Regions from separate parts of the Homo sapiens genome. Here all the other regions are linked to region 3. The links are chromatin loops, found by intact Hi-C in ENCODE. Cell type or tissue: PC-9. All regions are shown on one strand.

What was found. A loop is a pair of places that touch in the nucleus more often than their neighbours do. Peaks named below come from ENCODE experiments on the same cell type or tissue, not always from the same donor. Only the 100,000 strongest peaks of a DNase experiment are listed, where the experiment ranks them.
Region 1: it touches region 3 in a loop (10-fold over the local background); 22 of 110 quality-filtered maps call a loop at or near these places.
Region 2: it touches region 3 in a loop (7-fold over the local background); 2 of 110 quality-filtered maps call a loop at or near these places.

The regions. Positions count from the first base shown.
Region 1 is chr13:42,995,338-42,997,837 of GRCh38, forward strand. No RefSeq gene overlaps it. Among named protein-coding and RNA genes, the nearest start is that of EPSTI1, 4.3 kb to the left of the region's middle. RefSeq lists an enhancer at 2,236-2,325. In PC-9, no CTCF peak of the experiment used is centred here; a DNase peak (open chromatin) is centred at 1,344; H3K27ac peaks cover 2,064 bases.
Region 2 is chr13:42,894,027-42,896,526 of GRCh38, forward strand. It overlaps EPSTI1 (epithelial stromal interaction 1), which reads right to left. Exons shown (of 11, transcript NM_033255.5): 10 at 983-1,082. Among named protein-coding and RNA genes, the nearest start is that of LINC00428, 23 kb to the left of the region's middle. In PC-9, no CTCF peak of the experiment used is centred here; no DNase peak of the experiment used is centred here.
Region 3 is chr13:43,057,124-43,059,623 of GRCh38, forward strand. The region is part of intron 1 of DNAJC15 (DnaJ heat shock protein family (Hsp40) member C15); the gene reads left to right. Among named protein-coding and RNA genes, the nearest start is that of DNAJC15, 35 kb to the left of the region's middle. RefSeq lists an enhancer at 1,054-1,573. In PC-9, no CTCF peak of the experiment used is centred here; a DNase peak (open chromatin) is centred at 1,388; H3K4me3 peaks cover 346 bases; H3K27ac peaks cover 2,037 bases.

The sequences.
Region 1 (2,500 bases), 62 kb before region 3:
CATCCTGGCTAATACGGTGAAACCCTGTCTCTACTAAAAATACAAAAAATTAGCCGGGCGTGGTGGTGGGCGCCTGTAGTTCCAGCTATTCCGAAGGCTGAGGCAGGAGAATGGCGTGAACCCGGGAGGCGGAGCTTGCAGTGAGCCGAAATCATGCCACTGCACTCCGGCCTGGGTGACAGAGCGAGACTCCGTCTCAACAACAACAACAAAAAAAAGTGAATGTGATTTATTATGGCAACAGACATCTACAGGCTCCTTTTGGATGCCCGAGAATGGGCTACTTGTGTATCATCCATTCTTTCACCGTAGGTGTGTGCATTTGGGCGAAAATAAGGGCTGGCCTTTTACTGGAGTTGTTCTTGGGTGCGTTTTTCTATAGTAGTGGCTGGTGGAGAGAAGCAGAGGTGAGTGGGGAGGGTCCTGGGCCCCTATCCCTATTTAGCCAAGTACTTTAGCCCCTTATCTCTTCTACTCACTAGGCCACTGCCTAATTTTGTTTGAGGCAAGAATTCAATGGCTTTTAAAAGTTTGAAAAACCACCATACTAGACAATTACCTAGGAATATGTTTTAAGAGACATGAGAAAGAAGTGAAATCTAGTGGGATTGTTACCTTACCTGAAATTTGGCCAATTAGAGATTCATTTAGGAAATGTTTTTCTTTTCAAATGAAACTGCCTCTGGGAAATAATCATGTATTCGTTCCTTTTGGTAAATGAGTTTAATCTGAGCAAAAGACATTTTGGCTGGGGAAGAGGAGAACTGAGTGAAAAGAAAAAGGATTCCAAAAGTTGTGTAAAGAAAAACATAAAATGAGGCATTGTTGGGGAATGGAAATTCAGAAATACAATGAGCAATTTTAGCCAGCCCTATGAGCTTTAAGAGAGAAGATTAAATCAAAAAGAAACTTTACCAATTTATTTTACTGCAAACATGTCTAAGTGTGTCTTCTTTCAAGAAAATAAATGGGAATATATGTCTGATTTTTAAATTAATTGCCTTAGATTACTCCTGCATTAATATGTACAAATATAGAGAGAGATACATAAACTCTAAGACTTTTCTTGTCATAAAATGTGTAAATGAAAAAAATCTTAGTTTTTGAAAATTCTAAAAAGTCACATTTCCTTAAATTTGATTCTTCAGTGGAAAGTTAGATTAATCTAAGAGATTTAGGACAGCAGTTATCTAAAGGTTTTTTTTTTCTCTTCTAACAAAGGAGTTATGTAAAACTCTGAATATTTGGTATCTCCTCATTTTTAGTGTGTGTGTGTATGTATGTGTTTGAGCATACCTGTATTGTGACAACTCCATGTGAAATTCTTCAAATCCTACCATAGAATTGTGAAATGGTACAATTATGAGTCACCATAAGTTCGTACAGGAAATATTTTTTGAATGACAAGCATGTATCATTCTTTGCATCATACCATGGAGCTACAGTGGTAAGCAGACAGAATCTTGTTATTCCACCTTCATATTTAAGAGCATCTAACCACTTTATTCTAAACAAGGAGACAGAGGCTTAGAGAAGCCAAATGACTCACCAGCACTGCGCACAAACTAGTGGCATAGCTGGAACATAAATTTAAGTTGTCCGAGCCCCAAGTGTAGCTTTTCATATTTTGGAAGATGATTGTGACAAAATGTCTCTTTTGACAAAATTCAGAATTCGGCATGTTTTTTACTTATTATAATTATCCCAATGAGCAGCTGTGCATTACTTTCTAAAATCAAAATGACTATGCCAAAGTTTCTGAACCTGTCAGAATCAACATTAATAAAAACCTTAACACTCCAATATTTACCCCTATAATTACACGATCAAATGATCTCTACAATGATGCTGTTTTATACAACTTGTCAACATTTCATGAATTGCAAATATGCTACATTTGGGCTAAAAGGCCTTTTCTTTAACCGTGTTAAAATAGTGAGCCTTATAGTGTAGTGCAAAGAATTCTACTTAAGAATGGAAAGATACACTATTTTTCGGATGACAATGTGTACTGTCACTTGGGGAAATGAGGAATGTAGAAATGTGCTTTAAATGATATTTCCTACCCTCAGATAGGTGGCTGAATTTCCTTGTTTGTAAATTCAAATCTGAGGAGTAGGTAACAGCTGCCATATCTGGGTTCTAACACTGTGTAGTAGCTGTCACAAGATCTCTGCTAGCTGCAGGAATGGAAGGAATTTCCCTTAACTTTGGGGAAACTTCTGTAGACTCAGTGGCGTTGACAGGGAGATTACCCTGAAGGGTTTCTTTAGCTGTGATAAATGAATCAAACAGAAACTCTCTAAAGTCCTCTTCATTTTTTGTGTGTACTTTTTTTTTTTTTTCTCATACAAAGTCTCACTCTGTTGGCCAGGCCAGAATGCAATGGCATGATCTCAACTCACTGCCACGTCTGCCTCCCAGGTTTAAGTGATTCTCCAGCCTCAACCTCCTGAGTAGCTGGGATTACAGGTGTGCACCACCACACCCAGCTAATTTT
Region 2 (2,500 bases), 160 kb before region 3:
CCAGGCAGTGTTCTCTGCAAATTTGCTTCTGTTCAATTATCTTAAATATGTATACATTTATAAAATCCACTCATCAATGTAAACTACTAGATTACTAGATGTCTTTCAAAGGTACATGCTGTAAGATTTCTAACAGATTGACTTCTCAAACATGATCTTTTGTCTGTCAAGTATTTATTAAAGGAAGATCTTCTCTAGATTTTCTAGGTCAGCAAGCACTTGATTATTTTGTTGTATTGTGACCAATTTACAGATTTCTATCTGATGTGTGTATATAAAGGGAGTGAGTGAGAGAGAGAGAAGGTAGTTATACACTTGGGCTTCAATTAAACTGTAAGACCTATGGTCTTTAGTTTTGATTTTGTACACATTGCAAACCTCACAATTATATATGTTCCAAAGCTTTGGTGCTCGTTCAATAATATATCATGCACACAAAATACATTAAACACATATTGCAACACAGTTGCAAGGTTTTCATCACAGAAATAGGTAAGGACATTTCATTTTTTAAAAGTGCCTTTTGCTATAGGGTTTCTAAAAAATCATTTCATAGTGAAAAATTAACTACTGGTTTCTTTGATGTGTTAGTTTGACTGAAAGAATATATTACTAGAGAATGCTTATTATTTTTATAACCATATTTCTGAAAAAAAAAAAAAAAAAACGTTCATTTGTTTTTTTGTAGGTCTGGGCAAGGGATGATAAAAACCCTTAAAGTCCAGGCAATCATGCTGAGAACAAAGGGCAGGTGTCATTTTTTACTGTGATTGGCCAGAGCTGAAATCAGGACTTTCTCCCTCTAGCAGAAGCTATTGTGGAATTTACAGTAATCCCCCTGGCTGACTGCCCATCACACTGCCAAACAGCACAACAACAAAAACGTAATATCTGGGGAGAAGGCCAAAACATATATTAAAAATTCTCATTGTTTTTATTCTTCAACATTGAAAGATGATTTAAGAGAAAAGAAAAAACTCACCCAGCTGTTACCGCTATTCATATTCCAACAGCCTCCAGATTGCTCGAGGCCACCTGGTTGACTTTTGCCTTGGAGTCGGTCCAGAAAAGCATTATTTACCCTTTAAAACAATGAAAAATGTGTGTGAGTAGAAAACTTGCTGCAGGGCTGAGAGATTTCTGAGAATCTAATGTGTTGTATGAACTGACCATGGGGATAGCTTCCTGGCTTCAGCTTAGAAGAAATCCACAGAAACTTCTCTTCACACTAACCATATGACATGCTGTTAACCCCTCTTTACTGGAGCTGGTGCCAATCTTGGCTCAAGCCAAAGGGGATACGAATTCTTAACCTGAGAGTTTCAGGCACTCATCTCCTGCCAGTTCAGCAAGACCCTAGTTCAAGAAAGAAACTACAGCCCTCAGAATCATGCCAGGTATGAACCTCAGAGGCTGGAGAGAGAAAGAAGCCTCAGCATGAACCAAAACATGAAGAAGAACCAAAGATAGCTCTATGGCATTATTGTTGCAAGATAGATGTCCTTCCTATATTCCCTGCACTCCACTGCCAGTCTTGCTAAAGTAAACCCCATACATGAAAAGCAGAAATGGAAGGTGAGCTTATATTATTCTATTTCTGGAGCTTGCTACCTGGTTGTTCACTTTATAATTAATCACTATAAATATCTGTTTTGTGGACCTTTCTGTGTTTCATATTACAGTTTTTAAATTTAAAATAATAAATCACAGGTAACGTCGTGCTCTGAGTTGCCCACGTATGGCTGAGTAGAGTCAGGGACTTGGAAGCTGAAGAAATGGCACTGCAATAGGTACCCTATGACATCAACAGATTATTTAGGAAGTGCAGAAATAAGACTATAAGCTTCTGGGAAGCAGAAACACAATGCCTGGTGCATAGCAGCAAATATACATTTATGGAAGGAAGGGAGGCAGGAACCAGTCACATGAGCCTCTTGTTCAGTCATGAAGATTAGCAGAATGTGGTCATGGTGAGTGGCTACAGGCCAGTGACTGTGGGAGATTAGGGAACTTTGAGGCAAATAAAGGCTGGGTAGCAAAGTGAAAGGCTGGAGGGGGTTTCTGGCTGTCTGCGCTTGCTCAGTGCTAGCTAAGATGCCAGGCGTGTGTGGGCTCAGTTGCTGTCTCTCAACAACTTTAGGTCCCATCGGGCTGCGGTTCCACCTCAGCTATTATAAAGCTTCTTTCCTGTCTTACCATAAAATCTACCCAAGTGCCATATTCTAGTCAGCCTGCTTCACTGCCAAGCTCCATGTTTAAGTCACCTTCTCTGAATCTCTCAGCATGCAGATAGAATAGTATCCTACTTCGCTGGAGACTCAACTATCAAGAAAAGGAAAGTGACCCTGCTCCCCAGTAAACAACACAACCACTGGTATCCTGGACTGCCTGCATGCCTGGAGCTGTTCTTATCCAGTCTTTTTGTCATTAACAAAGATGGGCTTTCACTCAGCATCCTCCACCCCACACCCAAACCGCTACAAGGCTTGTTTGCTCTACC
Region 3 (2,500 bases):
GAGCTTCTTATATTTGGATGTCTAGGTCTCTAGCAAGGCCAGGGAGGTTTTCCTCAACTAGTCTCTCAAATACATTTTCTAAACTTTTAGATTTCCCTTCTTTGTCGGGGACACCAGTTATTCTTAGGTTATGTCATTTAACGTAATCCCAAACTTCTTGGAGGCTTTGTTCCTTTTTTTAAATTCTTTTTTGTCTTTGTCAGTTTGGGTCAGTTTGAAAGCCTTGTCTTTGAGCTATGAAGTTCTTTTTTCTACTTGTTCGATTCTGTTGTAACTTTCCAGTGTATTTTGCATTTCCTAAGTGTGTCTTTCATTTCCAGAAGTTGTGATTGTTTTTTCTTTATGGTATCTATTTCTCTGGATATTTTTATCCATATACTGTATTATATTTTAAATTTCTTTAAGTTGGTTTTCACTTTTCTTTGGTGCCTCCTTGAGTAACATAATAATCGACCTTCTGAAATCTTTATCTGACAATTTAGAGATTTCTTCTTGGTTTGGATCCATTGCTGGTGAGCTAGTGTGGTCTTTTGGAGATGTTAAAGAACCTTGCTTTGTCATACTACCAGAATTGTTTTTCTGGTTCTTTCTCGTTTGGGTAGACTACGTCAGAGGAAAGATCTGGGGCTCAAAGGCTGCTGTTCAGATCCTTTTGTCCCATGGGGTGATCCTTTGATGTGGTGCACTCCCCCTTCCTCTAGGGATTGGGCTTCCGGAGAGCCAGACTGCAGTGATTGTTACTGCTCTTCTGGGTCTAGCCACCCAGCAGAGCTACTGGGCTCTGGGCTAGTACTGGGGAGTGTCTGCAAAGAGTCAAACACAGATGTGATCTGTGTTTGAGTCTCTCAGCTGTAGATACCAGCACCTGCTCCAGTGGAGGTAGCATGGGAGTGAAGTGGACTCTTTGTAGTTTTGTTTAGTGAGTTGGTTTTCTTGAATACTGGGTACTAGTAGTACAGTTGTTACATGGACAGACTCAGGACCTCTGGTTAGCCAGGATGCTACAGGCAGTGGAAATAGCTGTTTTCTTTTTTCTTAGAGTGTGGTTGTTCTTTTATGAGTTGCTATAATGGCTTGAGTTTGTTGGCTTCTAGCCAGGAGGTAGAGCTTTCAAGAGAGCATCAGCTGCAGCAGTATGGGGGATACAAGCTTGCCCTAAGATCACCTGGATAAGTATTTGGTTTTCTCAGCTGATGGGTGGGGACATAGAGCTCCCAAGAGATTATGTCCTTTGTTTTTGGCTGTGGGGTGGGTTGGTGTGGGTGGTGGAAGGCGGCAGTGTGTAGAGAAGGATCACCAGGTTGGGGAAGGGTGAGGCTTGTCTGACTCAGATTGTCCTTGGGCAGGGCTTGCTGTGGCCACTGTGGGGTATGGGGGTGTGGTTCTCAGCACTGGGAATTTGCCCCAGGCTATAAGCCTCCCACTGAGAAAGCAAGCATGGCTTTCAGGCTCCCTGCATGCTGCATCTTCTGTGTTCATATCTGCACTTCCTGTTTGAACCTCTCCCACCCCTTCCTCCATTCCTCCCAGGAAAATTCATGCTCAATTGAAATTATCACAAAGTTCATCTGGAACTTTCCTTCTACCTGTGGTCCTTCCCTAATTCCAGTGGCAACCCTCCCGAAGGACCCCTGTGAGATAAAGTCAGAAATGGCTTCCCTGGGGACCAGGAGTGCTTATAGGGCTCTTCCTGCTGTTGCTTCTACTTTTAATTTTCGCTCAGCTCTCTTCAGCTCTAGGTAAGGTTAAATCCTACTGTTTCCTGGATTTTCAGGTTCCCCAGTGAGGATGCATGTTCAGAGGCAGACTCCCCCTCTCACACTTTGGGCACTTAACGGTTTTTCTGCTGTCTCATGGAGTCTGCAATGGCAAGCTGCTGCTTTCAAAGGGTCTGTGAATTCTTTTGGTTTTCCTGATATGTTTCTGGAGTAGTTCTTGGAGCAAAAGTTCACGGTGTGAGTCTCCACATGCTGTTTCTGCACGTCCGAGTGGGAGCTGGAAGTTAGTCCAGCTTCCTCTCCACCGTTTTTTTCTTTTTGTTGTTTTTAAAGGTTACAAGGCCTTTGTTTTTCCTTCTGTAAAATAAGTCTTTAGAAGTAGTCTATTAATTTTATTATTAAAAACTCAAGTTTTTATTACATTATTATTGAATGAAAAAGTAAAATATATGTGACAGAACTTCTGATGTGCTCTAGGAGTTGAAGATTGAATGAGATATCCTTCAGTGAGCTCATATATTTATATTTCTTCTTCTCTTTCTTTTTTTGGAGACGGAGTTTTGCTCTTGTTGCCCAGGCTGGAGTGCAACGGCGCAATCTCGGCTCACCGCTTCCCGGGTTCAAGCGATTCTCCTGTCTCAACCTCCCGAGTAGCTGGGATTACGGGCGTGCGCCACCATGCCTGGCTAATTTTGTACTTTTAGTAGAGCCACCACACCCAGGATCTTTCTTTTTAAAGAAAGATTCTTCTGTTGGAGCTTGTGAGCTGAAGGACTTCAGGA